2 separate regions of the Homo sapiens genome follow, and region 1 is linked to region 2. The links are chromatin loops, found by intact Hi-C in ENCODE. Cell type or tissue: heart left ventricle. All regions are shown on one strand. Links, peaks and the distances in the headings refer to the core of each region. The heading gives the core; the rest is flanking DNA. Region 1 has its middle 13 kb from the start of PPP1CC. Region 2 has its middle 32 kb from the start of CCDC63.

Evidence for each region. Hi-C counts contacts between places; a loop is a spot of excess contacts. Peaks named below come from ENCODE experiments on the same cell type or tissue, not always from the same donor. Only the 100,000 strongest peaks of a DNase experiment are listed, where the experiment ranks them.
Region 1: a loop joins it to region 2, with 2.0 times the contacts of the local background. A loop is called at or near these places in 33 of 110 quality-filtered maps.

The regions. Positions count from the first base shown.
Region 1 is chr12:110,747,548-110,763,923 of GRCh38, reverse strand. No RefSeq gene overlaps it. Among named protein-coding and RNA genes, the nearest start is that of PPP1CC, 13 kb to the right of the region's middle. In heart left ventricle, for the core only: no CTCF peak of the experiment used is centred there; no DNase peak of the experiment used is centred there; H3K27ac peaks cover 1,923 bases.
Region 2 is chr12:110,806,372-110,822,747 of GRCh38, reverse strand. No RefSeq gene overlaps it. Among named protein-coding and RNA genes, the nearest start is that of CCDC63, 32 kb to the left of the region's middle. RefSeq lists enhancers at 8,634-9,133, 13,054-13,555 and a cis regulatory region at 14,866-15,129. In heart left ventricle, for the core only: no CTCF peak of the experiment used is centred there; no DNase peak of the experiment used is centred there.

The DNA of each region.
Region 1 (16,376 bases), core at 5,557-13,556, 61 kb after region 2:
TTCTCAAGTCTTGCAAAGAGGAGACAGTTTCCAGGCTGCCTCCTGCAGGGTGTGGCTCCTCTGCCCATGCCCCTGGGATCTGGCTGTCCCTCACCTTATCTCCATCTCCTGTCAAAGGCCTCAACCCCTGCTCTGTGCCAGCCCGGTGACTTCTGCTTTCTGCAAAGAGACAAATCAGAAACACCCATCCATGTCAGATCAGCCCTGAGGTTGGTCCAGACACGAGGGTATGAGCTGCCCCAACACCAAGTCCCACTTTCCCTTGAGCTCAGTGGGCACCCATTCCACTCACGGTAGACCTGCCCATCTCTCCACTAGGTTCATTCATTACGCAGCTGGACCTTTTCATCCTGATGAATGCATCTCTTGGCAAGGGACACCAGGCCACAACTGCCAAAAATTTTTTAGTAATAATTTTTTTCTAGTCTTTTTTTTTTTCTTTTGAGACAGAATCTTGCTCTGTCGTCTAGGCTGGAGTGCAGTGGCACCATCATAGTTCACTGCAGCCTGGAACTCCTGGCCACAGCGATCCTCCCACCTTGGCCTCCCAAAGTGCTCAGATTACAGGCATGAGCCACTGTGCCTGGTCCAGAAATAATGTTCTGATGCAACCAAGGATAGCCAAGTTAGAACTCAGAGAAATGAGATCCACCACCCCCCTTAAATTCAGCTGCCAAATTCCAACCACTTACATTGTTTCTTTACCCACGCACCCCCACCTATTCACACTTCTTCAAGTAACAATACCTCAGTTTTCCTCTGAACAGCTTCTTACCCACGCTACTGGTTCATTTGGTCTGAGTGATGGAAATTCTACTTTCTGCACCCAGTGTAGTCATGTGATTTGCACATGGCCAATCAGAGCCTCGCAGGCCTCTGGCCTTAGTGATTAGTGTCTCCATTTGGACCACTGAGAGTCAGGCCCAGGATTTTGTTTCATCTCCTGCAAAGATAAAGGTAACTCCCTTCTCTGCTGGTCTTGGGCCTGTGAGGGTGGGATGGTGGGGGCTGCTGGCAACCACCTTTCCACCCAGAGGGTAACAGCTGATTGAGAGAGTGGCATTAGCACAAAAGGAAGCTAAACTAAGTGACGGAAAGAAAGAGACACACAGAGACCAGCCCGGATAGCATCATTTGAGCTCCTGGATCAAGCCACACTTGAATGTCTTTTTTTTTTTTTTTTTTAAAGACGGAATCTCACTCTGTTGCCCAGGCTGGAGTGCAGTGGTGCAACCTCGGCTTACTGTAACCGCCACCTCCCTAGTTCAAGTGATTCTCTTGCCTCAGCTTCCCAAGTAGCTGGGATTACAGGTGCCCGCCACCACACCCAGCTAATTTTTCTATTTTTAGTATTTTTAATAGAGATGGGGGTTTCATCATGTTGGCCAGGCTGGTCTAACTCCTGACCTCAGGTGATATCCCCACCTCAGCCTCCCAAAGTGTGAGCCACCGCACCCAGCCGATTTTTTTTTATTTTTAATTGTTGCTTACCACCTAGAATAGGGCTTGGCAGGTAGCAGGTGCTCAATAAATTTTTTTTAATAGAAAAATAAAGAGTACTGGCTGAGCACAGTGGTTCACGCCTGTAATCCCAGCACTTTGGGAGGCTGAGGCAGCCAGATCACCTGAGATCAGGAGTTCGAGACTAGCCTGGCCAACATGGTGAAACGCTTTCTCTACTAAAAATACAAAAATTAGCTGGGCGTGGTAGCGGGCACCTGTAATCCCAGCTACTGGGGAGGCTGAGGTGGAAGGATTGCTTGAGACCCAAAGGTCAAGGCTGCAGTGAGCCAAGATTGTGACACTGCACTGCAGCCTGGGCAACAGAGTGAGATTCTGTCTCAAAAAAAAAAAAAAAGAAAAAAAAAATCATAAATGTAAAATCAGTGTCACGTGCCATAAATAGAAGATAATTGTAAATATATACACTTTGAAGGCCAGTTTTCTTACATTCAGACTGGGTATTTTCACACCTTCTAACGACTGGACTTGAGGTCTACTTTCTCTTTGTTAAAAAGAGATTACCGGCCAGGCGCGGTGGCTCACACCTGTAATCCCAGCACTTTAGGAGTTCGAGGCAGGCAGATCACTTGAGGTCAGGAGTTGAAGACCAGCCTGGCCAACATGGTGAAACCCCGTCTCTACTAAAATACAAAAAAAGCCAGGCATGGTGGTGGGCACCTGTAATCCCAGCTACTGAGGTGGCTGGGGCAGGAGAATCACTTGAACCTGGGAGGCAGATGTTGCAGTGAGCTGAGATCATGCCACTTCACTCCAACATGGGCAACAGAGTAAGACTCCGTCTCAAAACAAAAACAAAAACAAAAACAAAAACTTATTAGCATCAGGCTGGGTGCAGTGGCTCACGCCTGTAATCCCAGCACTTCAGGAGACCGAGGTGAGCAGATCACTTGAGGTCAGGAGTTTGAGACAAGCCTGGCCAAAATGGTGAAACTCTGTTGCTATTAAAAACACAAAAATCAGCCAGTGGTAGTGGTGGGTGCCTGTAGTCCCAGCTACTCAGGAGGCTGAGGCAGGAGAATCGCTTAAACCCAGGAGGCCAAGGTTGCAGTGAGCTGAGATCACACCACTACACTCCAGCCTGGGCGACAGAGGGAGACTCTGTCTCAGAAACAAAACAAAACAAAACAAAAAAACTTTATTTGTCTCAGAAACAAAACAAAACAAAACAAAAAAAAAGAAAGCAATGATACTTTCTCCTTAAAGTAATCATTGCTTCTAATTAAAATATTAAATTAAATTTAAAAATATATCACTGCTCTAAAGCAAGCACCGTCTGATGAGGGTCATGGGCCCACCACATTTTTGTAAATAAAGTTTTATTAGGAAACAACCACACTCATTCATTCTTTGATGTATTGTCAAAGACTGCTTTCATGCTACATTGGCAGATGAGTATTCATGACAAAGACCACTGGGCCTGCAAAAGTCAAAAATATTTTCTATCTGGAGCTTTACAGAAAAAGTTACCATCTCCTGCTCTAAATCATGTCACACTCAAATTCTCTGGTGTATGGAATTTTATGACCTTATAGAAGGAAGCATCACCTTTTCATAGAAAGTCCATAGCAAGCTGAAAGGGCCAAACTGCCCTGCCATCCCATTTGTGTGGAGGCAGGCTCTTCAGATGCTAAATCTACCCCCAGCTTTCCGAAGGCAAGTGGTGAGGTGAGGAGCATGGACACCAAGCCCCCGGCAACTTCACTCTGAGCCAGAAGCAGCATCTTGCTGTGGGTCTTGCTGGATGGTAGAATTATGTGTGATTTCATCCTTTCCACGTTTCCATGTTTTCTAAATATTTAACACATTATATTTGTCTGCTAGAGCTTTCACAACAAAATACCACAAGCCAGGTGGCTTAAGCAACAGAAATTTATTTCCTCGCAGTTCTGGAAGCTGGAAGTCCAAGACGAAGGTGTCAGCAGGGCAGTTTCATTCTGAGGCTCTCTCCCTGGCTTTAGATGACCGTCTTCCACCTGTCTTCACAGGGTCTTCTTCTGTGTGTGTTTGCTGTGTTCTAATCGCTCTTTTTTTTTCTGCTCTGTCACCCAGGCTGGAGTGCAGTGGTGCAATCATGACTCACTGCAGCCTTGATCTCCCAGACTCAAGTGACACTCTCAAGTGAGCCACCATGCCTGGCCCCTAATCTCTCTTCTTTCTTCTTTCTTTAGTCACCTGAGTAGCTAGGGCCATAAGCCATAGGCACACATCACCACACCAGGCTAATTTTTTTTTTTTTTTTTTTTTTAGAGATGGGGTCTCACCATGTTGCCCAGGCTGGTCTCAAACTCCTGGGCTGAGGCAATCCTCCTGCTTCAGCCTCCCAAAGTGCTGGGATTAGGATTACAGGCATGCACCACCATGCCTGGCCTAATGTGTCTTCGCTCTGTCACCCAGGCTGGAGTGCAGTGGCGCGATCTCAGCTCACAGCAAGGTCCACCTCCCCAGTTCACACCATTCTCCTGCCTCAGCCTCCCAAGTAGCTGGGACTACAGGTACCCGCCACCATGCCCCGCTAATTTTTTTTTTTTAAATAGAGATGGGGTTTCACTGTGTTAGCCAAGATGGTCTCGCTCTCCTGACCTCATGATCTGCCCACCTCGGCCTCCCAAAGTGCTGGGATTACAGGCATGAGCCACCACACCCGGACCCTAATCTCTCTTCTTATAAGAACGTCATTCATATTGGATTAGGGCCTACCCTAATGACCCCAATCTAACTCAGTCACCTCTTCCAAGGCCTTATCTCCAAATACAATCACATCCTGAGGTTCTAGGGGTTAAGACTTCAACCTTGGAATTTTGGGAGGATGCAGTTCAGCCCATAGCACATATTGTATTTGCATTATTCAAACATGGACAGTAAACTGCTAAAAATTTTTAAAAGGTAGACCAAAAATCATGACCAACATTTTAATCTGAAATTTTTATTATGTAAGTAATATCTGTCTGATACTTTTAAAACAATTCAAAGAGTATAGAAGATAACAAGGGGAACACCAGCACCTATTCCCAGCCAGCCACACTCCCCACTGTTGACATTTTGTGTATATCCTGCCAGAAATTTTCTTTTTGTTAAATTTATTTTTATTGTTGAGATTTTTATTTTATTGTTGAGGTCTCGCTATGTTGAGATTACAGGCGTGAGCCACTGCACAGGGTCTTGCTATGTTGCCCAGGCTGGTCTTGAAAACCTGGGCTCAAGCGATCAACCTGCCTCAGCCTCCCAAAGCGCTGGGATTGCAGGTGTGAGCCACTCTGCCCAGCCCCCTACCGGAAATTTTCTCTGCCTAGACAAGGATATATAACCACCTCATACTTTTTTATTTTACACAAACAGGTTTATGACTTATATACTGCTCTGCAACGTGACTTTTTACACTGAACAATAAATAAATCATTGTATATTTTCAAAGCCTGTCATACATCTCAGTGCCTGCTTCTGGAAAACCCAACTTGCAACAGGTTATTTTGTTTTTATCTTTAAACATAAGCACAAAACAAAGAAATAAACAGCAACAAATACATAGAATGAGTATGAAAGGAGAGGGATGATTATTCTTTTAATTTTTATTTACCTTGGTGATGTTGCCATGCTGATTTTGGACTTTGGAAAATTAAATCAATAATGAGCCATTTGTTTCCCTCTCCCACTCCCACTGTCAAAATAATTAAGATTTTTTTTTCCAGCCTTAACTCCCTCGGGTGGTTTCTCTTCCTTAATCTATAAAGCAGCAAAGTCAAAAAGAGACTGTCCCTTGCCCCGGCGGCTGCAGTGATGGGCACTCTTGGGCCAGAGAGAGGCCTGTTCTGCCCCGTGAGATGGCCCACAAATGGCCTTTCTTCCTCCTAGAAACAGCCATCAGCTCCCAGGCCCTGCCAGGCCTGTGATGTGAGGTGAATAGCAAGGTTCCCACGCATACCCACTGGGAGCCCAGTGCTGTGTTAAGCTCTTACCTGCATTACTTCATTCAATTCTTCCCCAACTATTATCCCAATTTTACAACTATAATGTTGTGTTTTTGTTGTTTTTTGTTTGTTTGTTTTTGAGATGGAGTCTCGCTCTGTTGCCCAGACTGGAGTGTAGTGGCGTGATCTCGGCTCACTGCAACCTCCACCTCTCGAGTTCAAGTGATTCTCCTGTCTCAGCCTCCCGAGTAGCTGGGATTACAGGCACGTGCCACCACACCTGGCTAATTTTTGTATTTTTAGTAGAGACGGGGTTTCACCATGTTGGTCAGGCTGGTCTCGAACTCCTGACCTCATGATCCGTCAACCTAGGCCTCCGAAAGTGCTGGGATTACAGGCGTGAGCCTGCACCTGGCCCATTTGTTTATGTTTATTCAACTTTTTTTGTTGTTATTTTAGAAACAGAGTTTCACTCTATCACACAAATTGGAGAGCAGCGGCATGATCACTGTTCACCGCATCCTTGACTTCTGGGCTCAAGCGATCCTCCTGCTTCGGCTTCGTAAGTAGCTGGTACTACAGTGCACCCACCCCACCTGGCTAATTTTAAATTTTTTTGTAGAGACAGGGTCTCACTATGTTGCTAGGCTGGTCTTGAGCTCCTAGCCTGAAGCCATTCTTCCACCTTGGCCTCCCTAAGTACTGGGATTTACAGGCATGAGCCACCATGCCTGGCCTATTCAAGAATTTTTTACTGAATACCTTGTATGTGCCAGGCACGGGCCCAGGCACAAAAGCAAGAATAGCAAGCAGACAAAAATCCCCACCCACGTGGAAACAGAAAACAGGCAATCAAAGACATAACACAATGTCAGGCAGTGAAGAATCACATGGAGAAAAACAGAAAAATGGGAAGGGGGCTGGGTGCAGTGGTTCATGCCCATAATCCCAGCACTTTGGGAGACAAAGACAGGAGGATTGCTTGAGCCCAGCAGTTCGAGACCGGCCTGAACAATATAGTGAGACTCTGTCTTTACAAAAAAAAAAAATTTTTTTTTTTGAGACAGTTTTTCACTCTTGTTGCCCAGGCTGGAGTGCAATGGAGCAATCTCGGCTCACTGCAACCTCTGCCTCCCGGGTTTAAGGGGTTCTCTTGCCTCAGCCTCCCGAGTAGCTGGGATTACAGGCATGCACCACCACACCCAGCTAATTTTTTTAAGTAGACACGGGGTTTCACCACATTGGCCAGGTTGGTCTTGAACTCCTGACCTAAAGTGTTCCATCCGCCTCGGCCTCCCAAAGTGCTGGGTTTACAGGCATGAGCCACCGCGCCAGGCCCAAAAATTTTAAAATTAGCCGAGTGCAGTGCTCTGTGCTTGTGGTTCCAGCTACTCAGGAGGCCGAGGCTGCAGAATCACTTGAGCCTGGGTGGATGAGGTTACCGTGAGCCCTGATCGTGCCACTGCACTCCAGTCTGGGTGACTGTACCAAACCCTGTTTCAAAAAGAAAAAGTGTGATGGAAGGATTGAGGGCTAGGGAGCATTTTATTCCGGTGGTCAGGGAAACCCTCTCTGCCAGGGTGACAGTTGAACAGAGATCTGAATGGAATGAAGGAATAAATAGCTGGGGAAGAGCATTCCTGTGGAAGGAATGGCTCTAGGATGGGGGTTTGCTTGGGATGCTTCAGGCACAGCAAGGCCAGTGTGGCTCAAGGCAGGAGCAAGAAGGTGGAAGAGTTTGAGGTTGGAGATGAGTCAGAGACTCCCCTGGCTCCTGGGAGCCAGATGCCAGATGCTGCTGCCTGAAATTGGTAAGCTTGAAATTGATTGTGATGGGAGTATTAACACTATGAAAATTGGCAAAAGCTATAAATCAGGGCTTTTTTTTTTCCTTCTTCTTCTTGGAGCACTGACTTTTGTAGGTCGCAGTCAGGAGTTTGGATTTTATTCCAAGTTTGACAAGAAGCCATTGGACCTTTGGAGCAGGGAGTGACATCTTATTTCTGTTTCTGAGATCGTTCTGGGCTGTGCATGGAGAAGAGACAGTAGGCAGGCAAGAGAAGAAATCATTTAGTCCTCCCAGCAAGAGATGATGGTGGCTTGGACTTAAAGGGGTTGGATTTAGGCCGGGCGCCGTGGCTCACACCTGTAATCCCAGCACTTTGGGAGGCTGAGGCAGGCAGATCACTTGAGGTCAGGAGTTCGAGATCAGCCTGGTCAACATGGTGAAACCCCGTCTCTACTAAAAATACAAAAATTAGCTGGGCATCGTGGCATGCACCTTTAATCCTGCTACTCGGGAGGCTGAGGCAGGAGAATCTCTTGAACCTGGGAGGCGGAGCTTGCAGTAAGCCGAGATTGTGCCATTGCACTCCAGCCTGGGTGACAAAGTGAGACTCTGTCTCAAAGAGAAAAAAAAAAAGGGCGGGGGGGGGTTGGATTTGGAATGTGTTTGGATTTACTGCTGGATAGGGAGTGTGAAGTGTGAGCAAGAGAGAGGCATGGAGAGATGCACCAAGGGTGATTGTGGCCTTTGCGTGTTCTGCTCATCTATTGTGCATAACAAAACACCTGGATGTTTGGTGGCTTAAAGCCATACCAGTTATTTATTGAGCTCATATATCTGTAATTGTACCAGGACTCTGTGGGGAAAGCTAACCTGTCCTGCTCAGCATCCCCTGGGAGGTTGGAAGGGTGCTAGAGTCATTTGAAAATTCTTCACTCACATGTGCAACGGTGGTGGATGCTGGCTGTTAACTGGGACCTCACCTGGGGCTGTCACCTAGGTCACCTACGCAGACGCTCTTCATGTGACCTTGGCCTCCTCCCAGCACTGCAGCAGGGTTCCAGGAGCAAGTATCCCAAGAAAACAGGAAAGCTGGATGGAAGCTATATTACCTTCTGAGACCAAGTCTCCAGAGCTGCATAGCATGACATCCACCGTACCCCATCCCGCAGGTAAGGGGAGGGACCATAGATTCCATTTCTTGCTAGGGGAGTGGTAAGGTTCTAGAAGAACATGTGAGACTGGAAATACTGTCATGGCTAATTTTAGAAAATACGGAAAATACAATCCCCATATTATGTGTCTGGTCGCAGGCGAAGCACACCCTTACATTATTTCATTCCATTCTGTACTATCTTTATAGATGACAAAACTGAAGCTTGGAGATGTCACATCACCTGCCCAAAGCCACCCAACCACTAAGGGGACAGAACTGGAGTTTGATTCCAGTAGTCTGATTCCATGTAACTGGCAAGAACCTGGCCAAGCCAAATGCAGCCAAACAAGACTTGGAAGTGGCAGAGAATGGTCTTCCGAGGTTAACCCAGAGAGTGGGCAGCCAGAGATGAGAGCTGCCTGCTCTGGGCCTACTCACAGCCTCTGGCCTCTCTAGGGTTAGCCTTAGTCTCCCAACTGGCTCTAAGGCCATGATTTTATTCTAATTTCAAGGCTATAAGAACATGAGGCCATGCCTGTAATCTCAGCAGTTTGGATGGCTAAGGCAGGAAGATCGCCTGAGCCCAGGAGTTCGAGACCAGCCTGGCCAACAGAGTGAGACCCCTTCTCTACAAAAAAAACTTTTGAAATTTACAGGGTGTAGTGGCACGTGCCTGTGGTCTCAGCTATTTAGGAGGCTGAGGTAGGAGGATTGCTTGAGCCCAGGAGGTTGAGGCTGCAGTGAACCAAGATCATACCACTATACTCCAGCCTGGGCAATACAGAGAGAACTTGCAAAGAAGAAGAAGAAGAGGAGGAGGAGGAGGAGAAGGCAAGGAGGAAGAAGGAAGAAGAAGTTTGAACACACATAAGCAGAAAAGACAATTTGCCCTGAGCAGGCCCTGGAAGCCTATTCTTGGCTCTGGAGGGCCCTAAAATCTGGATGGAGCTTCCCTGCAGGGTTGGGTGCAGGCCAGTATGTGGGCAGATGGAAGGGATGGTGGAAAGCACTTATTCCAGAAATCATCAATGTGGGGCTTAGATGCCCAGCAAGGGAACTGGAAGGCTAGATGTTCCAGTTCCAGCTGTCTAAAGACAGCTTTCTAAGTCAAGCCAGTAGCCCCTTTATTTTGATCAATATTTCCTAGGAGAAAAGGCCGGGTCAGTGCAGAAACTTAGATGGTCTCTGGGGACCACTGGTTTCTCTGCCCAGTGGCCGATCATCAACTTCCGCTGTGAACAGCTTTCAGTAGTTTTCCAGAGTGCTGGCAAGGAAGACTTGACTTGAGGATTGGACACCAGGAAAATTGCCAGAATAATGTGTGTGTGTTGGGGGGGTTATAACAGGATGTGTTTATTTTGTTTGTTTGTTTTTTGTGTTTTCTTTTCCCTTTGCTTTTTTGTTTCTTTTCTTTTTGGAAACCATCTCAAACAGTATATTTATTTCTTGATAAACTATCTCAGGCATTAAAATGATAGATAATACAAACACTGGAAATAACCCAAATGCCTGCCAACAGGTGAATGGATGGACATATTCTTTTTGTTGTTGTTGTTGTTGTTTGAGACAGGGTCTCAGTTGCCCACGCTGGAGTGCAGTGGCACAATCACAGCTCACTGCAGCCTCCACATCCTGGGCTCAAGGCCTCCTGCCTCAGCCTCCTGAGTAGTTAGGACTACAGGTGTGGGCCACTACTTTTAGCCAAATTTTTTTTTTTTTTTTTTTTTTTTTAGAGACAGGGTTTCACTATGTTGCCGGGCTCCAAATAGGTGTCTTTTTTTAGATTCTCCTGCCTCAGCCTCCCGAATAGTTGGGATTACAGGCGCCCACCATGCCCAGCTAATTTTTGTCTTTTTAGCAGAGACAGGGTTTCACCATATTGGCCAGGCTGGTCTCAAACTCCTGACCTCAAGTGATCTGCCCACCTTGGCCTCTCAAAGTGCTGGGATTACAGGCGTGAGCCACCGTGCCTGGTCCATATTATTTTTTTAAAAAATAGGGATGGAATCTCACTATTGTGACCAGCCTGTCTCAAATTCCTGGCCTCAAGCCATTCTCCCATCTCGGCCTCCCAAAGTGCTGGGATTACAAGTATGAGCCACCGTGCCCAGCCTAAAATCTTTTTTTTTCCTTTCTTTTTTTTTTGAGACAGAGTCTAGCTTTGTCACCTACGCTGGAGTGCAGTGGCCAGGATCTTGGCTCACCACAACCTCTGTCTCCCAGGTTCCAGCAATTCTCCTGCCTCAGCTTCCTGAGTAGCTGGGATTACAGGTGTGTGCCAGCTAATTTTTTGTATTTTTCATAGAGACAGTTTTCACCATGTTGGCCAGGCTGGTATCAAACTCCTGACCTCAAATGATCTGCCTGCCTTGGCCTCCCAAAATGCTGGGGTTACAGGCATGAGCCACCATGCCCCGCCTAAAATATCTTTCTTAAAGCACATTGCGGCCCCCAAAAAGTTTGAAAACCCTGCCCTAAATATGTGACATTGTTTTCCCATTTTAAACTTTTATGTAAGTAGCATCATCCAGCCCAAATGCTTCCCCCAGCTGGCTTTTGCTTCATTGATATTAGCTTTGAGATGAATCCATGTTGATACACGTAGCTCAGTTTCCTTCCTTTCCATCACCGCCTAAACATGCTGCAAGTTATTTCTCCGTCATCCTATGATTGGATTTTTTTTTTTTTTTTTTTTTTTTTTGCCAAATGGGACATTTAAAAAATAGCTATCTCTCACTATTACCACCTTTCTTACTTGGAAGGACATTTTAATATAAATAAAGTCAGAATGTCCTGCTCTCAGAAGCAAAGCCGGTCTTTTAAACGAAATAAATCTGGCTTTATGAAAACTCATTCCACCTGCCCCTGAGGGTTAAGGCTGTTGGTTTTCTTCCTTGTTGACTGTTAGTTTGTTTATTAGATGTTGTAACCTAGTGAAAACATAGTCACCTACACAACAATATTAGGCTGCCTGGTGCTACCTCTGGGGAAGGAAAGGGGAAGCGAATAGGATGGAGATGGGATTCAAAGAGAGTAGACTGGGCATGGTGGCTCACGCCTGTAATCCCAGCACTTTGGGAGGCCAAGGTGGGTGGATTACTTGAGGTCAGGAGTTTAAGACCAGCCTGACCAACATGGCGAAACCCAGTCTCTACTAAAAATACAAAAATTAGCCAGGTGTGGTGGGCACCTGTAATCCCAACTACTTGGGCGGCTGAGGCAGGAGAATCGCTTGAACCTGGGAGGTGGAGGTTACAGTGAGCCAAGATCGCACCATTGCACTACAGCCTGGGCGACAGAGCAAGACTCCGTCTCAAAAAAAAAAAAAAAAAAAAAAGTGTCAACCATAATACTTCATTTCCTTTCTTACCTAAAAAAAAAATAAAGAAAAAAAACTAAGTCAAATATGGCCAAATGTTAACATTTGGAATCTCTGGAGTGTGAAGAGGGGTATCTATATGCAAGTACTTTAAGCTTTAAATAGTTCATTGCATTTTTTTCATTACCAATCTATACTTCGCTCCAAGTTCTAAATAGTTCATTACAATGTTTTTTTCTTTTTCTTTTTTTTTTTTTTTTGAGATGGAGTCTCACTCTGTCACCCAGGCTGGAGTGCAGTGGTGCTGTCTCAGCTCACTGCAGCCTCCACCTCTCAGGTTCAAGTGATTCTCCTGCCTCAGCCTTCTGAGTAGCTGGGACTACAGGCGTCCACCACCACACCCAGCTAATTTTTGTATTTCTAGTAGAGATGGGGTTTCACCATGTTGGCCAGGCTGGTTTCGAACTCCTGACCTCAGGGATCCACCTGCCTTGGACTCCCAAAGCGCTGCGATTACAGGCGTGAGCCACCGTGCCCAGCCAAAACATGTTTTTTAAGGAATGGGGTCTCACTACATTGTTCAGGCTAGTCTCAAACTCCTGGGCTTGAAGCAATCCTCTCACCTTGGCCTCCCAAAATGCTGGAATTACAGGTGTGAGCCACCACACTGGCCAGAAGACATCTTTTATTGTCATGATTGGAGAAGAGGGGCATGCTACTTGTATCTGGTGGGTAGAAATCAGGGATGCCGCTAAACACCATGTAGTACACAGGACAGAACCCGCTCGACAGAGAACGATCTAGCCCAAAACGTCAATAGCGCCCAGGTCAACAATCCCTGCTCTAAAGTGAGCCTCCCTTTGCCAGACTTTGTTCCAAATGGCAGTGCGATCCACCCTCCAGATGCTGGGATAGCTTGTTTCTTTCCCGACCACAGAGTGAGTCATTTTGTGATGCTAAGGAACATTTAGCAAGGCGATAATCATCCTAGTTTCACTGTTGGATAATTCCAGATGAAAGTGTATTTGGGGCCTTCTCAAAGAAAGACACACCCAACGACAATGAAGGCTCTGTGAAGGCCAAGGCTGGTGCAAGAGGTTTTGAACAGCCCATCTAAATCCCCCTGCTCCAAGAAGGCTCCTGGGAACATCCCAAAGAATCTGCTCTCCCTGATCCCTAAGAACATAACTTCTGTGTTTGGAGGAAGAAGTGTGACATCAGATTCCCTGGGTTTAAATCCTGGCTCTGGCCCTCCCCAGCTGGGTTATAAATTATTTCCCTTGGCGAAACCTAACTCCTAAAATAGTGTGAAGATTAAAATGAGCATGCATGCAGGGCGCAATGGCTCAAGCCTGTAATCCCAGCACTTTGGGAGGCTGAGACAGGAGGATCGCTTGAGCCCAGGAGTTCAACATCAGCCTGGGCAACATAGCGAGACCCTATCTCTACAAAAAAAAAAAAAAATCAGAAAAATTAGGGCAGGCATGGTGGCTCATGCCTGTAATCCCAGAATTTTGGGAGGCCGAGGCAGGTGGATCACCTGAGGTCAGGAGTTCAAGACCAGCCTACAAAAATATTAGCCAGGTGTGGTGGTGCATGCTTGTCCTCCCAGCTACTCTATACTCTGGAGGGTGAGGCAGGAGAATCGCTTGAACCCAGGAGGCAGAGGTTGCAGTGAACGGAGATCATGCCACTGCATTCTACCCTGGGTGACAGAGTAAGACTTCGTTTCAAAAATAAAATAAAATGAGCATGCATGAAAGGCCATGAGCATAGAGATTGGCACACAGAAAACACTCAATAAATGCCAGCTATTATCACTGTTATTGTCATCATTATTCCTGTTAGCACCCTAAGTACATTGGAAGATACATTCTCACGATCACATTCTGAGATGGGTAATAATGTCCCCATTTTGCAGATTAGAAAACTAAGACTAATCAGTAAAGCCACCATATATATATAATATATGTATACACACACACACACACGCACACACATATATACATTTACAAGTATAAATATATATACATTTACAAGTATAAATATATACATTTACAAGTATAAATATATATACATTTACAAGTATAAATATATATACATTTATAAGTATAAATATATATACATTTATAAGTATATATACGTTTATAAATATAAATATATATACATTTATAAACATAAATACATATATTTATATATATAAATATATAAAATGGACATTTACTTTATACATGTGTATACTTTATATTTTATACATATATACATATATGTATATATGTGTATACATACATACAGATGTGTGTGTATGTGTATACATACAGATGTGTGTATATGTGTATATATGTACATATATATGTATGTATGTGTATATATACACATATATACACATACATATATACATGTGTGTATATATATATATACACACACACACATATATATATTACACAATTTCACTCTGTCACCCAGGCTGGAGTGCAGTGCTGAAATCTTGGCTCACTGCAACCTCCGTCTCCTGAGTTCAAGAGATTCTCCTGCCTCAGCCTCTGGAGTAGCTGGGATTACAGGCACCCACCACCATGCCCGCCTAATTTTTGTATTAGATGTAGAGATGAGTTTCGCCATGTTGGCCAGGCTGGCCTCGAACTCCTGACCTCAAGTGATCCGCCTGCATCAGCCTCCCAAAGTGCTGGGATTACAGGCATGAGCCACCGCTCCCGGCTAAAGCCACATTTTTCAACAGCCTGCTCTCTAGTCTCATAGCTTCCTCTCCTTCTCACCTACAGTCCATTCTCCTCACGGAAACCAAAGAAATCTTTTAAAAATGTAGGCTGTGCGCGGTGGTTCACGCCTGTAATCCCAGCACTTTGGGAGGCCGAGGTGGGAGGATCACCTGAGGTCAGGAGTTCGAGACCAGCCAGGCCAACATTAGCCAGGCATGATGGCAGGTGCCTGTAATCCCAGCTGCTCGGGAGGCTGAGGTGGGAGAATCGCTTGAACCCGGGAGGTGGAGGTTGCAGTGAGCCGAGATCATGCCATTGCACTTCAGCCTGGGTGACAGAGTAAGACTCTGTCTCAAAAAAAAAAAAAATGCAATCAGAGCTAAGCATGGAGGTGTGCACCTATAGTCCCAGTTACTTGGGTAGGAAGTAACTGTCCAGGAGTTCGTGTCCAGCCTGGGCACCATAGTAAAACCTGATCTTGGCCAGGCTCGGTGGTTCACACCTATAATCCTAGCACTTTGGGAGGCCAAGGTGGGTGGATCACTTGAGGTCAGGAGTTCGAGACCAGCCTGATCAACATGTAGAAGCCCCGTCTCTACTAAAAATACAAAATTTGCTGTGCGTGGTGGCACATGCCTGTAATCCCAGCTACTTGGGAGGCTGAGGCAGGAGAATCGCTTGAACCTGGGAGGCGGAGGTTGCAGTGAGATGAGATCGCGCCATTGCACTCCAGCCTGGACGACAAGAGCGAAACTCCATCTCAGAAACAAAACAAAACAAAACCCGATCTTTCAAAACACATACACACAATCAGACCTTATTTTGAAGAAGATGCTCTCTGGGTTATATGTGATGTGATATTTTATGATCCATCATTTTTTTGTGGGGGAGACAGGGTCTCACTCTGTCGCCCCAGCTGGAATGCAATGGCACAGTCACAGCTCACTGCAGCCTCAACCTCCGGGGCTCAAGCAATTCTTCTGCCTCAGCCTCCTGAGTAGCTGGGAGTTATAGGTGCACACCACCAAGCCCGGCTAATTTTTTGTATTTTTTGTAGAGACAGGGTATTGCCATGTTGCCCAGGCTGTTCTCAAACTCCTGAGTTCAAGCGATCCGCCCATCTCAGCTTCCCAAAGTGCTGGGATTACAGGCATGAGCCACCACGCCCAGCCTGATCCACCATTTCTTTATGATTTAGGTGTTAGGAAATAATTATGAGCAATGCCTTGGCTGTTGATGTTAACATTAAGGGGAAACCTAAAGGCATATGGGAACTCTTTGTACCATCTTTGCTACATTTCAGTAAACCTAAAACTATTCCAAAATAAAAAGCTTATTTAAAAAAAACATGAGGCTGGGGGCGGTGGCTCACGCCTGTAATCCCAGCACTTTGGGAGGCCGAGACGGGTGGATCACTTGAGGTCAGGAGTTCAAGACCAGCCTGGCCAACATGGTGAAACCTCGTCTCTACTAAAAATACAAAAAATTAGCTGGGTGTTGTGGTGCATTCCTGTAATGCCAGCTACTAGGGAGGCTGAGGCAGGAGAATTGCTTGAATCCAGGAGGCAGAGGTTGCAGTGAGCCGAGATCATGCCACTGCACTTCAGCCTGGGCAGCAAAGTGAGACTCCGTCTCAAAAAAAAAAAAAACAACAAAAACATGAAGTCATGAAGTCAGGCTGGGCACAGTGGCTCATGCCTATAATCCCAGCACTTTGGGAGGAGGAGGCGGGCAAACCGCTTGAGCCCAGGAGCTCAAGACCAGCCTGGGCAACATAGCAAGACCACTGTCTCCACAAAAAACTTAAAAATTAGCTGGGTGTGGTGGTGTGCACCTGTAGTCCCAGTTACCTGGAAGGCTGAGGCGAGAGAATCACTTGGGCCTAGGAGGTCAAGGCTGCAGTGAGCCATGATATCACCACTGTAGTTTAGCCTGAGCAACAGGGCAAGACCCTGTCTCTAAAAAA
Region 2 (16,376 bases), core at 3,186-11,185:
ATAAGCCCTGGCTTCCTTCTTTGCAAAGGGGATGCTAATAGTAACCTATAGCAAGGGGCTCAGGGAGGATGATGGAATTAAGGCACGTTAGCGCAGTACCTGGCATAGTGCAGGTGGTGCTCACGAAAGGTAGCTGTGGTTATAATAACAATATCACTATGATCAACCCAGGCCTCATGGTTCTCCTTTTCTGTCCTCTAAAGCTCAATCACCCCCTTAAGGAGGGCTCTCCCTGTCCAGTCCAGCCCAGGGACAAAGCTGTTTCCAGTCCTCCCAACTCAGAACAGGCCCCAGGTTCCCAAGGCCCTCCTGGGGCTGTTCTCCTTGAAGTTCCCGCAGCCAAGACTATAAGATGGTTCCCTCTGCTCAGGGCAGAATCTGCATCTACATTGCTAAGCAACCAACCCCCATCCAGATGCCAGCTGCACCCCAGCCCAGGGATGACATCAGCACTCTGAGAAGGGTCTCCTGGGGGCATTTCCAGGACTCAAGCTGCAACCAGGGCTGTAACAGGAGAGAGCAGAGGCAAGGTGACCCCCCTGCCACCAGCTGGTCCACAGCCCTCAGTGAGAGTCAGGGCGCAGCATAGAAAGCCACAGGGTCCAAACATGTTCAGACCCCAGCTGTGCAGCTTTGGTCAAGTCGCCAAACCTCTCTGAGCCTCAGCTACTCATCTCCACAATGAGCTGGCCAGACCTAACTGCAGATTCATCGTGAGGATGATACAGAATGCTATACATGAAAATGCCCAGCACAAGGTAGGTGCCCAAACAACCTTGAAATATGAATGCATCTCCAGGGGTGAGTCCACCAGTCTTGTCACCCATCAGTGGTGACAAAGATAAAACTCCTTAGCCTGCCTAACCTGTCCCCTCACTTGATCCCCCAAGTTTCTTCTCTCAAATTAATACCTCCTAGTTCTGGGCTTCTCAACCTCAGCACTATTTTTTTTTAACAGCTTTATTGGCATATAATTCCCATACATTGCAATTCACCCATTTAGAGTACACACTTCTGGCCAGGCGTGGTGGCTCATGCTTGTAATCCCAGCACTTTGGGAGGCCAAGGAGGGCGGATCGCTTGAGCCCAGGAGTTCGAGACCAGACTGGCCAACATGGTGAAACCCAGTCTCTACTAAATATACAAAAATTAGCCGGGCTTGGTGGCACACACCTGTAATCCCAGCTACTCGGGAGGCTGAAGCAGGAGAATCACTTGAGCCCAGGAGGTGGAGGGCCAAGATTGCGCCACTGCACTCCAGCCTGGCAGCAGAGCAAACTCTGTCTCAAAAAAACAAAAACAAAAAAAACAGACTCCTTACTCAAAAGTGAATTGATATCTGAGACCATGTGAGATAACGCCTTGGACAAGGGTTTTCTGAATCCTACAGGGTTATACAATATACCCCTACAATTGCAGATAGGTTAGTTAAGAGTCACACAGATGTAGATTCAAGTCCCAATTCTGTCACCATGTTTGGTATTGAGGTTTGACTCAATAAATAAAAATGTAAAGCTTTGAGAAGAAAGAAGAGGCTGGGCACAGTGGCCCACGCCTGTAATCCTAGCACATTGGGAGGCCAAGGCAGGAGGATCCCTTGAGTCCAGGAGTTCAAGACCAGCCTGGGCAACACAGTGAGAACTCATCTCTACCGAAAAAGAAGAAGAGGAAGAAGGAGAAGGAGAAGGAGAAGAAGAAGAAAGAAGAAGGTGGAGGGGGAGGGGGAGAAGGAGAAAGGGAAGGGGAGAGGAAAAAGGGGAGCTAGAGAGGGAGGGAAGAGGGAGGGGAGAGGGGAGGGGGAGAGGGAAGGGGAGGGGGAGAGGGAAGGGGATGGAGAGAGGGAAGGGGAGGGGGAGAGGGAGAGGGAGAAGAAGAAGAAAGGGGAAGAAGACGAAGAAGGAGGAGGAGGAGGGGAAGGAGGATAAAGGGAGAGGGGAGAGAAGGAGGGGGTGAGGGGGAGGGACAGGGGGAGGGAAGGGGAGGGGGAAAGGGAAGGGGAGGGGAGAGAGGGAAGAAGAAGAAAGAGGAAGAAGAAGAAGAAGGAGGGGACTGGGGAGAGGGGAGGAGGAGGGGGAGGGAGGGAGAGGGGGAAAGGAAGGGGAGAGGAGAGGGAGAAGAAGAAAGAAGAAGAGGAGGGGGAGAGGAGGAGGGAGGGGGAAGGAGGGGGAAAGGGAAGGGGAGGGGAACGGGGAGAAGAAGAAGAAGGAGAAGTAGAAGGAGAAGAAGAAGGAGGAGGAGGAGGAGGAAAAAGGAAGAATAAAGAAGGAAGAAGCTTATTTCTTTCTTAACTAGGCCTGGTTATGGTGGTCAATGGTATCCTCCCAGCCAGATGCACCTCCATTCAGGGCACTCCTACGTCGCAGTTCAAGATGGTGGCCTTCAAGTTCCAGATGCCAGAATAAAAGAAGGGATGAAGAAGCAGTGACCTCTTAGAGAGAGTGTTTCAGAACCACTGCGGGACTCTTCCCCCGACATCCTTAGCCCATACCAGAGTCCCATGGCCACACTTACCCACAAAGGAGGCTGGGAATTCTGGACAGCCATGTTCCCTAGTAAAATTGGATTTCTTTTACTTTGAAAGAGGGAAAAAAATGGATGTTGGGAACATGGAGCAGTCTTTGCCACAGTTCTGTAGGCCTCGGTGTCCTCTTCTGTGATCTGTGGGTAACAATAGTTTCACCTCACAAGGTCGTTGCAAGAATGAATTGAGTTAATGGGTATAAAGAGCTTACTAAGTGGGCAGTGAATATTAGTAATTATGATGATGATTAGTAGAACATCTTGACAGCAAATTAGCAGGAGGAAAAAGAAGTCACTGTTTTCTGTGCCAAGGAAGGGTGTGACCAGGTGAAATCGGGCTCGTTGATTTGGTAAATGTGGGCACCTCCCTAATGACAGGGAACCGCCCAGAGAAAACATTCAAGACCAGCTTTAATGCCCAGAGAGCAGTCAAAGGTAAATTCGTATCTCCCTTTGTATCCAAGAATCGAGTCAATGTCCTCAGGGACAATTTGTGCTGCTAAGGGAGCCAAAGGTGGCCCTTGAATTAACTCACACAATTCATTTGCTTCTCAAATCTTGTTCCCAGGGCCTGGGTGAAGCAGGCCCTGGGCTCCCTTGATAGTAAGTGGGGCTGGGGAGTGAGTGGTTGCTGTCAGTTGAAGGGACCACAGGACAGGGCTGGAATCTTGAGTCTTTCCAGGGGGTGTCTGGTGCTCTCGTCCACTGAACTTGGACAGAAAATCCTCTTCTTAGGAGCAGACAAAATTTTTCTTGGGAGAGAAAAAAAGTTTTTTGTTATCATCTTTTCTGATTTCAAGATTAGCAATTTGTCTAGCAAAATCCCAACAAACTAACATGTATCCAACAGGCCTTGTGAGAGGGATGTGAACCAGAGCAACTCCATCTTGAATAGGGGCTGAGTAAAATGAGGCTGAGACCTACCGGGCTGCATTCCTAGATGGTTAAGGTATTCTAAGTCACAGGATGAGATAGGAGGTAGGCAGATACAGGTCATAAAGACCTGGCTGATAAAACAGTTTGCAATAAAGAAGCCGGCTAAAACCCACCAAAACCAAGATGGCAACAAGACTTGACCTCTGGTCGTCCTCACTGCTACGCTCCCACCAGCATCATGACAGTTTATAAATGCCATGACAATGTCAGGAAGTTACCGTATATGATCTAAAAAGGGGAGGCATGAATAATCCACCCCTTGTTTAGCATATCATCAAGAAATAACCATAAAAATAGGGCCACTAACAGCCCTCAGGGCTGCTCTGTCTATGGAGTAGCCATTCTTTTATCCCTTACTTTCCTAATAAACTTGCTTTCACTTTACTCTATGGACTCACTCGACTTCTTTCTTCCGAGAGATCCAAGAACCCTCTCTTGGAGTCTGGATCGGGACCCCTTTCCAGTAACAGCCTCAGGAGCGTCCTGGAATTCCACTGGGGGTTTCTCAAGATGTAGTGTGCACCAGGGCCTTGTTAAAAATGCAGGTGTCACCATGAGTTGCTAATCATTGACATGAACAATGGGTGTACAAAGGTTAATTATAATATTCTGAGCCAAGGAAGGTGGCTCATGCCTATAATTCCAGCAGTTTGGGAAGCTGAGGCAAGAGGATCTCTTGAGCCTAGGAATTCAAGAACAGCCCTGGCAACATAGCAAGACCCCGTCTCTACAAAAGAAATTAGAAAATTAGCTGGGTGCAGTAGTGCACACCCATAGTCTGAGCTACTCAGGTGGCTGAGGTGGGAGGATCCCATGAGCCCAGGTGTTTGAGGTGACTGAGCCATGATCGTGCCACTGCACTCCAGCCTAGGTAAAAGAGGGAGACCATGTCTCAAGAAAATAAAAAAATAGGCCAGGTGCAGTGGCTCATGCCTGTAATCCCAGCACTTTGGAAGGCCAAGGCAGATGGAGCACTTGAGGTCAGGAGTTCAAGACCAGCCTGGCCAACATGGTTAAACCCCATCTCTACTAAAAATACAAAAAATTAGTGGAGCATGGTGGCACATGCCTGCAGTCCCAGCTACTCGGGAGGCTGAGACAGGAGGATCACTTGAATCTAGGAGGCAGAGGTTGCAGTGAGCTGAGATGGTGCCACTGTACTCCAGCCTGGGCGACAGAGCAAGACTCTGTCTTAAAAGAAAAGAAACAAAATAAAAAATTGTGGCCGGGCATGGTGGCTCATGCCAGCACTTTGGGAGGCCGTGTTTTTTAACATTTTATAAGCATTTTATAAGCATTAATTCATTTAATTCTCACAATAACCCTATGAGATAGGTACTATTATTAATCCTATTTTACAGATATGGAAAGTGCTAGAAATGGAAAAAATAGGAGGATAAAAACAAACACCTGGCCGGGCGCGGTGGCTCACGCCTGTAATCCCAGCACTTTGGGAGGCCAAGGCGGGCAGATCATGAGGTCAGGAGATCTAGACCATCCTTGCTAACACTGTGAAACCCCATCTCTACTAAAAATACAAAGAATTAGCCGGGCGTGGTGGTGGGCGCCTGTAGTGGGTGGCTCATCCCAGCACTTTGGGAGGCCGAGGCGGGTGGATCACAAGGTCGGGAGATCGAGACCACCCTGGCTAACACGGTGAAACCCCGTCTCTACTAAAAATACAAAAACAAAAGTTAGCCAGGTGTGGTGGCGGGCGCCTGTAGTCCCAGCTACTCGGGAGGCTGAGGCAGGAGAATGGCGTGAACCTGGGAGGCGGAGCTTGGAGTGAGCCGAGATCGCGCCACTGCACTGCAGCCTGGGCGACAGAGCGAGACTCCATCTCAATTTAGAAAAAAAGGTAACATTCTCTCTACTTTCATGTATGTTCAACATTTTCTATAACAAAAGGTTTTTAATTTAAAAAAATATATTTAATACAGGTAGCAGAACCCAGCCCCAAAAACTTCTCAATCTGTAGCTCAGGGTGGAAAAGGAATCTTTTCATGCCCACTTGTTTCAACACAGTTAGAAAAAAACACTTAGATTGGATTCATTACGTACTAGATCTGTTGGAAGTGCTTTATAAATAGGAAGATAATCTCATACCTGCATGTCATTATTGCACCATTTTACAGATGAGGAAACTGAGGCATACATAGGTGAAGTGATTTGCCCTCTTCTCACAGCTAGCAAGTGGCAAGGCTAGGATATGAACCCAGGCAGCCAGGCTCAGAAACGAAGTTCCACCCTCTATCTCCTCTGCCTCTTACAGTTCTGTGAGCAACCTCTATTGACATTCTAACTAGCTCCTTTCAGACTTTTTAAAACTCTCTTGTTTTCACATTCATCTATATCTGCATAAAGATTGTAGGAAGAACAGGCTGGGCACAGTCCAGCCTCTGGTCCTTTGTTCCTCTGGTCCTTTTGTTACTTGGGCTTGGAAAGTTGGGACTTTCCTTTTGATTTAGTTCTAGGAAGTCAGCATGAACTGACCTTAGTTTCCCTGCCTGCAGACGCTATTCTCCTGCCTCAGTGTCAGCAACGAATTCCTAGTGGATTTTACCTGGCTATCTCAGGTATCCCAGAATATCCCAGAGCATCCCAGGAAGAAGCACCTCCTTGAGTTTAAAATACTCACATACCATCCACCTCCCCATCCCAGTCACTGTCTAACCCTCTTCCCCTGCTTTGCTTGTTTCCATTGCTGTTATTTTTCTCTGCTATTATATATTCATTTGTTATTGTTTACTTACCTGCTGTCTGTCACTCCCTGTAGCACATGAGCTTCATGATGGCAGGGACCTTGTCTCCTGTTTTCCTTGCTACAGTACAGCCCTGGCACCTTGCCCAGCAACTGACACACACTAGGTGCTCAATAAAGCACTGAGTGCGTGTGTGAGTCAATGAGAAGTTGGGATATGAGGACAGCTTATGTCTGTGAGCTGGGCCCAGGCTGGCCCTCCCAGAGATGATGTTTCACAAAGGTCTCAGCTCAATCCTGAAATATAAAGACTCAGAATTCTCAAGGCCAGATGGTGTTAACCGCCTTCTGAAAGTGTCTGAAGGCCAGGCAGAGTCAGGGAGAGGTCTCCATTTGGCTGCAGAGGACAAAGAAGTAAAATAATTCAGCAGAGACCAGCTCAGTTGCACCAGATGAGATCCAGGCAGCAAGGGAAGGAGGGAATTCGCCAAAGATGCTCCATTTCCTCAGTCACACACACATGGGTTGTCCAACAGGTGAGATGACAATGATGATGATGATGATAGCTAACATTAATGTAATGAAATATTTACCAGATGCTGCTCTGAGCTCTTTAATACATTCATTCATTTAACCCTCACAACATTACCTCTGAGGCAGGTAATGTGGTTATCCCCATCTTACAGAAGGATAAGTTAAGGCACAGAGCGGTTAGGGAACTTGCCAGAGTGACAAGGCTTGGAAGTAGCTGAGCAGGAATTGGACCAGGTGACCCTGGGCATGTGTCAGAGCAAAACATCTCACTGTCACCTACCACCCACCCAAAAATGCCCCAAACGTTTCAGGTCCCAAAACCAGGGCCAGGCTGACACAATACTGCCCTCTTGTATCATGAATTCCCATTCAGACCACATATTTGCCTTCATGCTGCAGAGGCAGGGTAGTGGCTACAGCCTGAGCCTAGGGTCTCAATGTTTTCTCGGCTGTGTAACCTTGAACAAGTTGCTTGAGTTGCCTGAACCTCAGTTTCCTCATCTGTAAAACAGGATGGTGACTGTACCTACCTTGTAGGATTGTGAGGAGGAATTGAGTAATACAAAGGGTATAGCACAAATCTCAGCTCATAGTAAGCACTCAATAAAAGTAGCTACTGGGGCCAAGCACGGTGGCTCACGCCTGTAATCCCAGCACTTTGGGAGGCCGAGGCAGGCGGATCACTTGAGGTCAGGAGTTGAAGGCCAGCCTGGCCAACATGGTGATATGTCTCTACTAAAAATACAAAAGTTAGCCAAGCATGGTGGCAGGTACCTGTAGTCCCAGCTACTCAGGAGGCTGAGGCAGGAGAATCGCCTGTATCCAGGAGGCAGAGGTTGCAGTGAGCCGAGATATCACACCATTGCACTCCAGCCTGGGGGTACAGAGTGAGATCCATCTCAAAACAAAACAAAACAAAACAAAAAAACAGCAGGGAGCTGTTAGCACTGCAGCCCTAAAGGAGACAGGAGGGAGTGTTTTAGAAGAGGAGGCTTCCAAAACCAGACCCAGTGGCTGTCCTGGCTGGGAGAGAGGCCTGATTGAAACCGTGGCCTTCAGTGGAAGAATGTATGGTGTCCCCACCAGAAGGAGCTGGGAAAATGAACATCGTGAGCCCCCTCCCCTCTTGCCCTCTATTCCGTCCAGGTTCCCAATTGGCCAAATCCACCCAAAAGCAGAGGGCAAACTCCCAGGTGCCCAGAAAGTGGAAGGGGCAGGGAAGGGATCTGGGGAGGCCACCAGAAGACACCCAGGACTGCCCAGGGTCACACTGCTAGTTAATGGCAGAGCCACAATTCGAACTCAAGCCATCTGGCTCCAGCATGTACTCAGCTGCAGATGGTGAGGTCTAAAGACCACCTAACAGATGGGGCGCACCCCAACACAGCCAGATCACAGCCTCAGTTAAGCTGGTGTTTGGGTCAAATTGCGTGCTTCTCATTCATGAAATTGGGTTCCTTCCAGAACTTTCTGGACCTTATTTGATCCCTGGTGAGAGGGATGCCACAATGGTTAAGCAAACACAGTGAAAGCCTGTTTGCAGTCAGACAGGCTTAGGTTCAAATCCCAGCTCAAGGCTGGGTGTGGTGGCTCATGCCTGTAATCCCAACACTTTGGAGTTCAAGATGAGAGGATTGTTTGAGCCCAGAAGTTCAAAACCAGCCTTGACCAAGAAAAAATTTAAAATTAGCCAGACTTGGTGATGCATGCGGGTCGTCCCAGCTACTTGGGAGGCTGAGGCAGGAGGATCACCTGTGCCCAGGAGGTCAAGGCTGTAGTGAACTGAGATGACTCCATTGCACTCCAACTTGGGCGACAGAGTGAGACTCTGTCCCAAAAATAAATAAATAAGCTGGGTATGGTGGCGCATACCTGTAGTCACAGTTGCTCTGGAGGCTGAGGTGAGAGTATCACCTGAGCCCAGGAGTTCCAGGCTGCAGTGAGCCATGTTGGCACCACTGCACTCCAACCTGGGTGACAGAGTGAGATCCTGTCTCAAAAAACAACAAAATCCCAGCTCAGCCACTTCCTAACTAAGCAATAAGGGATAAGTGATGTCACCTCTCTGAACCTCAGTCGCCTCATCTGTGAAATGGAGCTAATGATAATAGAATGGTGAGAGTCCTGGGGGACAGATCAGCCAAGAGTGCCCAGCATATTGCTGGCACTTATTGTGCAGGGAGGACACGTTGCTGTTTTTTGAGGTTTTTGTTTGTTTGTTTTTTGGTTTTTGTTGTTGTTGTTTGTTTTTGTTTTTGTTTTGAGACAGTTTCCCTCTGTCACCCAGGCTGAAGTGCAATGGCGTGATCTCGGCTCACTGCAACCTCTGCCTCCTGGGCTCAAGCGATTCTCATGCCTCAGCCTCCCAAGTACCTGGGATTACAGGTACCTGCCACCACACCCGGCTAATTTTTGTATTTTTACTGATCTGCCCGTCTCCCAAAGACCTGGGATTACAAACAGCCACTGCACCCAGCCACGTTGCTGTTTTTATCCCCGCCCAGCCTTGACCCCTGTCTGCCCTCCACTTCCCACCTGCCAGCCTGCTCCTCGACCTTGCCAAAACCCTCCCGCCTTCCACAGGATCAAAGTCAGAGAAATTAAAAGCCCAGCAGGATCCCTTAAGACTCAGCCAGCTTAGCAACCCAGGCAATTAAGAAATCTCTGTGATTTGAATTCTGAGCAAATCGGATCTTGAAAAAAAATGTCCCCAACTCAAAACCCCTCTGAGGAACTAAATCTGATGCCCCGCAAAGCTCTTTTTTTCAAGTCCTTTGAATCTTGAAAGGTAAGAGTTGTAAATATGTGTATCTTACACAGGGCTGCCCAATCCTCTCAAAGGTTTCAAGGTCAACGGAGATGTTAAAAATACAGGTTCCCCAGACAAACGCAAACTGAGGGGCATTCTACAAAACAAGTGGTCTAAACACTTGTAAAATATCCAAGTCTGCGGAGGCCAATGTGGGAGGATAGCCTGAACCCAGGCTGCCCTGGGCACCATGGCAAGACCCCATTTCTAAAGAAAAAGAAGAAGAAGGAGAAGGAGAAGGGGAAGGGGAAGGGGAGAAAGAGGAAGAGGAGGAGGAGGAGGAAGAGATAGAAGAAATAGAATGTCAAGGTCATGAATGATGGGGGTGGGGGGGTGCTGAAGAACTCTCAGATTAAAAGAGATAGGCTGGGCACGGCGGCTCATACCTGTAATCCCAGCACTTTGGGAAGCTGAGGCGGGTGGAACACTTGAGGCCAGGAGTTCGAGCCCAGCCTGGCCAACATGGTGAAAACCCATCTCTAATAAAAATGCAAAACAATTAGCCGAGTGTAGTGGCACACACCTGTAGTCCCAGCTGCTCAGGAGGCTAAGGCATGAGAATCACTTGAACCCAGGAGGCAGAGGTTGCAGTGAGCCGAGATCACACCATTGCACTTCAGCCTGGGCGACAGAGTGAGACTCTGTCTCAAAAAAAATAAAAGAGAACGAATTTTTTGTTCTAATATAACTAAAGCAATGTGTGATCATTAAAAAATAAAGGGGTGGTGACAATTAGGGAAACTTACCATGTACTGTGGATTAGATATTCACATTGATGCTAAGTATCCTAAATTTCATAATTCAGTGCTGAGTTATGTAAGAGAATTTCCTTGATCTCAGGAGGTAAGCTCAGGTAAAGAGGCATTACGTTTGTAACTTCTCAAATGATTCAGAAAAAAAAATACGCATATTTATATCTGGAAAGTGAGAAGTGATAGAGCAAATGTGATGAGCTATACATCACTCTTTGGAACTATTCTTGTGACTTTTCTTTAAGGATGAAATTATGTCAGTGAAAAGTTTTGGTTTTTGTAAAATACAGATCCCCGGGTCACTCACTGGACTTTTGGAGCAGCCCAGGAATCTGCATTTTTAGCACGCTCCCTAGGGCAGTTGGGCACACAAGAAGCCTGACACGGGAGCTCTGCAGACACGCAAGCCTACATTCCCAGAGGGCAGAAGCACAGCCCATAAGGTTCTTACTCTCCTGTCCCTCCCTGCTGTTCCAGGCAACAAGCAAAGAGCCACACATGGAGGGCTTTGCAAACCAACAGCGTGAGAGGTTCATCCAGATTTTTGCCAAGGGCAGAGCTAGCTCTGAGCCTCTAACCAACTCATCATTACATGACTTAAAATACAATTTGCTGAAGACAATCTTCTGGGAAGGGAGACAGAGAAAGAAAGAAACCAAGGGTCAAGGAGGAGGCAGCCAAGACAGGATAGAGGAGGACCCTGGAAACCAGAAGGCTCCTGTGAGTGTATGCATCAGGGGTAGCAGTGACATTGCTTGGCTTTAGCCCTCCTTAGTCATTTTCATCTGGGGACATCAGCAGCAGCTGCCATTTCTTAATGCATGGGAGGCACCAACAGCTCTGCCTGGCATTGGTGTTCAAATATGCCAGGGGGCTGCCTCATGAATGCAGGGCTGCTTCTCACAAACAGAGCCTTGGAAAAAGTGACTATACCCCACAAGGCAATTAGGAGAAAAACAACTCAGGTAGAAGCACAGCCCAGCCCAGCCAGGGGCTTGCAAACCACTCTGACCAGGACCCACAATAAGGAAGACATTTGCATCACAATCTAGTGACACACACACACACACACACACACAAACACACACACACACAAACACACACACACACTGTGATGGGCATGAAATGCTCCATTTCCTTTGGTTTTTTTTGTTTTTTTTGTTTTTTTGAGACAGAGTCTTGCTCTGTCACCCAGGCTGGAATGCAGTACATGACCTCAGCTCACTGCAACCTCCGCCTCCCAAGTTCAAGCAATCCTCCTGCCTCAGCCTCCTGAGTAGCTGGGATTACAGGCACGCACAGCCACACCCAGCTAATTTTTGTATTTTTAGTAGAGATGGGGTTTCACCAAGTTGGCCAGACTGGTCTCGAACTCCTGACCTCAAGTAATCCACCCGTCTCAGCCTCCCAAAGTGCTGGGATTACAGGAGTGGGCCACTGTGCCCGGCCTAGTCATCTTTTTGTTTTTGCTAATGAAACCTTAGGTATTGGATGGGCAGAGATTCATTAGACATAAACAATGACCCACTTCTAGCCAAGGAGACATAAGGAGAAGGCTGTTCCTGGGGCTTCTGCAGAATTTTTTTTTTTTCTGAATTTAACTGCAGAATTTTTTTTTTTCTGAATAAAATAAATGTGTGAGGAGCTGCTCTCCACACCTGCTTCCTTTAGAGGTGGTTGTATGAGGATGTGATACCTGGCAGTGGCAGCGACAGCCATTCTGTGACTATGAGGAGACATGGCCAACATGTCAAGGGTATCAGAGAGGAAATACATGGAAAGAACCCAGGTCATTGATGAAGCTGTTGAGATGAACTAACTTTGAAATCACCTATTACCAAATCTATTATGCAAAAAAGGAACCCCTAGTATTTAATCCATGTTTAGCCAGGCGCTCTTTTACTTGCAGCCAAAGACAGCCCAAAGGACATGCTAACCATCCTCCATGCTTCACGGGCATAGCCCAGGCAGGTGTTTTCAAAGCCATGGCTGACTGAAATCAATGTAGTGGGTCATGACCAACATGAAAATAAATAAAATAGTATAGATAATATGAGAATGCATGACACATAGAAAAGATAAATATTGTTTCTCAAAACTCCTGTTTGACTTATGTGTATCCCACATTAGGATCCCCAGGAAGCAGACTCTAAGATAGAATTTAGTGTTTAGGGGATATTTGAAGAAGCCCCCTTGAGATCACCTCCTGGGGAAGGAGCAGAGAGGAAGCAGGAGTGGGTAGGGAGAGAAGTTGACCTGAAATGCAGGTGCAACACCATATTTACCAACCCCACCAGGAAACAGGAAGTTAAGATGGCTGTTCAGAATTGTCTAGATTGGGCCAAGATGGCCAGACCTTTGTATATCCCCTAATCAAAATTACTAGACGTGGGACATCCCAGGAAATTTATGTGACCTTGGGCAAGGTGGCCTTCTGCAGGTGAGGCAGGGGCTCAGCCCAAGGACCTGACACCTGGATGCTCTCTGAGGACACCACTTTCAGCAGCTGGAACAGGGCTCTCCTTAAAAGGAAATGGAGCAGCTGGGCACAGTGCCTCATGCCAGTAATCCCAGCACTTTGGGAGGCCAAGGCGGGTAGATCACTTGAGCTCAGGAATTCTAGACCAGCCTGGCCAACATGGTGAAAACTCCTCTCTACTAAAAATACAAAAATTAGCTTTGCATGGTGGCACACACCTGTAATCCCAGCTACTTGGGAGGCTGAGGCAGGAGAATTGCTTGAACTGGGGAGGTGGAGGTTGCAGCGAGCTGAGATCATGCCACTGCGCTCCAGTCTGGGTGACAGAGTGAGACTACACCTCAAAAAAAAAAAAGTGAATGAATGTTGCTAAGGTCTGCCACAGTCCATGTTAGATATCCCTTTCAGCCCTCATTTCCTTATGGGCTTCCATGTCAAAGACCCCGAGGCGGGAGCAGAGGCATTGATCTGGAGCAGATTCATAGCAATTGTACCACCACCAAGGCTTCCTAGATCTGTGACAGACACCACCAGTCAATTACAGCAAGTTTCCCACTGAGCAAGAATGTGGTTTCACAATGTATCTCAACAAAGTATTCCATGTACCCATTACCAACCCATTAGAATTACAACCTGAGATAAAATCTGGTTCCTGCCCTGACCTCTATACCAGAGGATAATAAAGGAAGCTGATAGAAGGTTATTGCTGGTTATTGCTCTGCATTTTCAAAACACTCTCTGACTCATGCCATCCACCCCTCCCTCCCCACATTGGATGTGTCCTCCTTCTCTCTGCCTATCTAAATCCCACCCATCTTTCAAAGAGGCTCAACTCGGAGCAGAGATCCTGTCTTAAAAGACCCTGTCTTAAAAATAAATACATAAAATTCATTTTAAAAAAGAGGCTCAACTCAAACCTGACTCCTCCAGGAAGTCTCCCCTGGGTGTCCCAACCTTGTCTAAAATTATTCACTGAACCCACTGACCAAACCTGACATCACTCCAAGTGGGATAACCAAACATTGAGAGCTTCCTAATGTGATGCGAACAAGAATCTCTATAAAGTGTTCTTGCCCCATGTGACTCTAATCCAGCCTGTAGATTAACTACCCATTTACAAGGAATATGGAGGCTAACAGTAAATAACACCTGGAATGTAATTAGCAAAAATCTAGAATGTCGGAAACGGAAGGACAAGGCTCCAGGGTCTTCAGCAAGTAAATGACATTTTAAAAAACAGGAAGAAATTTGTAGATTTGTATCAGTTATCTATTGTCCACAATAATACTATATAATAAATTACACTAGAATTTAGTGATTTATTTATTTTTTATTTATTTTGAGACTGAGTCTCGCTCTTGTTGCCCAGGCTGGAGTGCAATGACACAATCTCGGCTCACCTCAACCTCCGCCTCCAGGGTTCAAGCGATTCTCCTGCCTCAGCCTCCCGAGTAGCTGGGATTAGAGGCATGTGCCACCATGCCTGGCTAATTTTATTTTTAGTAGAGACAGGGTTTCTCCATGTTGGTCAGGCTGGTCTGGAACTCCCTACCTCAGGCGATCTGCCCACCTTGGCCTCCCAAAGTGCTGGGATTACAGGTGTGAGCCACTGCGCCTGGCCTATTTTTTTATTTTTATTTATTTATTTATTTATTTTTTTGAGACAGGTTCTCACTCTGTGGCCCAGGCTGGAGTGCAATGGTGAGATCTCGACTCATGGCAACCTCCAGTCCCAGGCTCAGGTGACCCTCCCATCTCAGCCTCCTGAGTAGTGGAGACCACAGGCGCACACCACCATACCCAGCTAATTTTTCTATTTTTAGTAGACACAGGGTTTCTTCCTGTTGCCCAGGCTGGTCTGAACTCCTGGGCTCAAGTGATCCAACCACCTGGACCTCCCAAAGTGCTGGGATTACAGGCGTGAGCCACTGCGCCTGGCCAAATTTAGTGATTTTAAAATAACAATTATTATTACACAAGAAGCTGTGGCTCTTTTGGTCTGGGCCAGGTTCAGCTGAGCTGGGCTGGGCTGATCTCATGTTCTGTGGTCAGCTGGCGGGTCAGAAGATGGGCTGGCCTAGAACAGCCTCACCTGGCACAGCTCTTCTGCCCACAGTCTCTTGTCCCACAGCAGGCTGCCTGGGCTTGCTCTCCTTGCTGAGGCAGGGGTCCAAGAAGCATGTAGAATCACGTAGAGGCATCAAGGCTGGGACCGAGACGGCACTCACTTTTACTTCTGCTGCATTCTATTGGCCCAAGCAAGTCACCTGACCAAGCCCAGATTCAAAGGTTGAAAATAGACTCCTCCTCAACAAGAGAAGCCGCCTTCACCTTGCGAAGGACGTGAATACAGAAAGAGACCATTTTTTGGCAATTAATCCCCCACAGGGTAGAAAGAGACTAAGTATATATCAATCAATGCAATGTGTGCCCTTGCTCAGATCCTGACTTCAACAGACCAACTGCAAAACCTCATTTTTGTAGTCATTAGGGCAAATTGAACATAGAATATTAGATGGTAACAAGGAAGTGTGGTTTTTTAATTTTATTTATTTATTTTTTTGACGGAGTTTCGCTCTTGTTGCCTAGGCTGGAGTGCAATGGTGCGATCTTGGCTCACTGCAACCTCCACCTCCCAGGTTCAAGCGATTCTCCTGCCTCAGCCTCCCGAGTAGCTGGGATTACAGGCATGTGCCACCATGCCTGGCTAATTTTGTATTTTTAGTAGAGACGGTGTTTCTCCATGTTGGTCAGGCTGGTCTTGAACTCTCGACCTCAGGTGATCCACCCGCTCTCAGCCTCCCAAAGTGCTGGGATTACAGGCGTGAGCCACAGCGCCCGGCTTAGGAAGTGTTAATTCTTTAAGTATGATAATGGTATTGTGAATATTTTCTAATGCGTTTATTGTTAGAAATACATATTGCATTCCGGGTGCGGTGGCTCACGCCTATAATCCCAACACTTTGGGAGGCCGAGGCGGGCAGATCATGAGGTCAAGAGATCGAGACCATCCTGGCCAACATGGCAAAACCCCGTCTCTACTAAAAATACAAAAATTAGGTGGGTGTGGTGGTGCGCACCTGTAGTCCCAGCTACTTGGGAGGCTGAGGCAGGAGAATCACTTGAACCCAGGAGGTGGAGGTTGCAGTGAGCCAAGGTCACACCACTGCGCTCCAGCCTGGTGACAAAGTGAGACTCTGTCTCAAAAAAAAAAAAAAAAGAAATATGTATTACAGTGTTATGATGTCTGGAATTTATTTAAAGATATTCCAGGCTGGGCATGGTAGCTCATGCCTATAATCCTAGCACTTTGGGAGGCCGAAGCTGGAGGATCGCTAGAGGCCAGGAGTTTGAGACCAGCCTGGGCAATATAGCAAGACCCTGTCTCTACAAAAAATTTAAAAAATTAGCCAAGCACAGTGGCACGTGCCTGTGGTCCCAGCTACTCTGGAGGCTGAGGTGGGAGGATGGCTTGAGCCCAGAAGCTCAATGCTTCAGTGAGCCCTGATCATGCCACTGCACTCCAGCGACGGAGTGAGACCCTGTCTCAAAAAAAAAAAAAAAAAAAAAAGATATTCCAACAAGACCATCAAGAAAAGGAAGTAGGGTATGTGTAAGGGGTAGGAGATGTAGTAAGAATGGCAG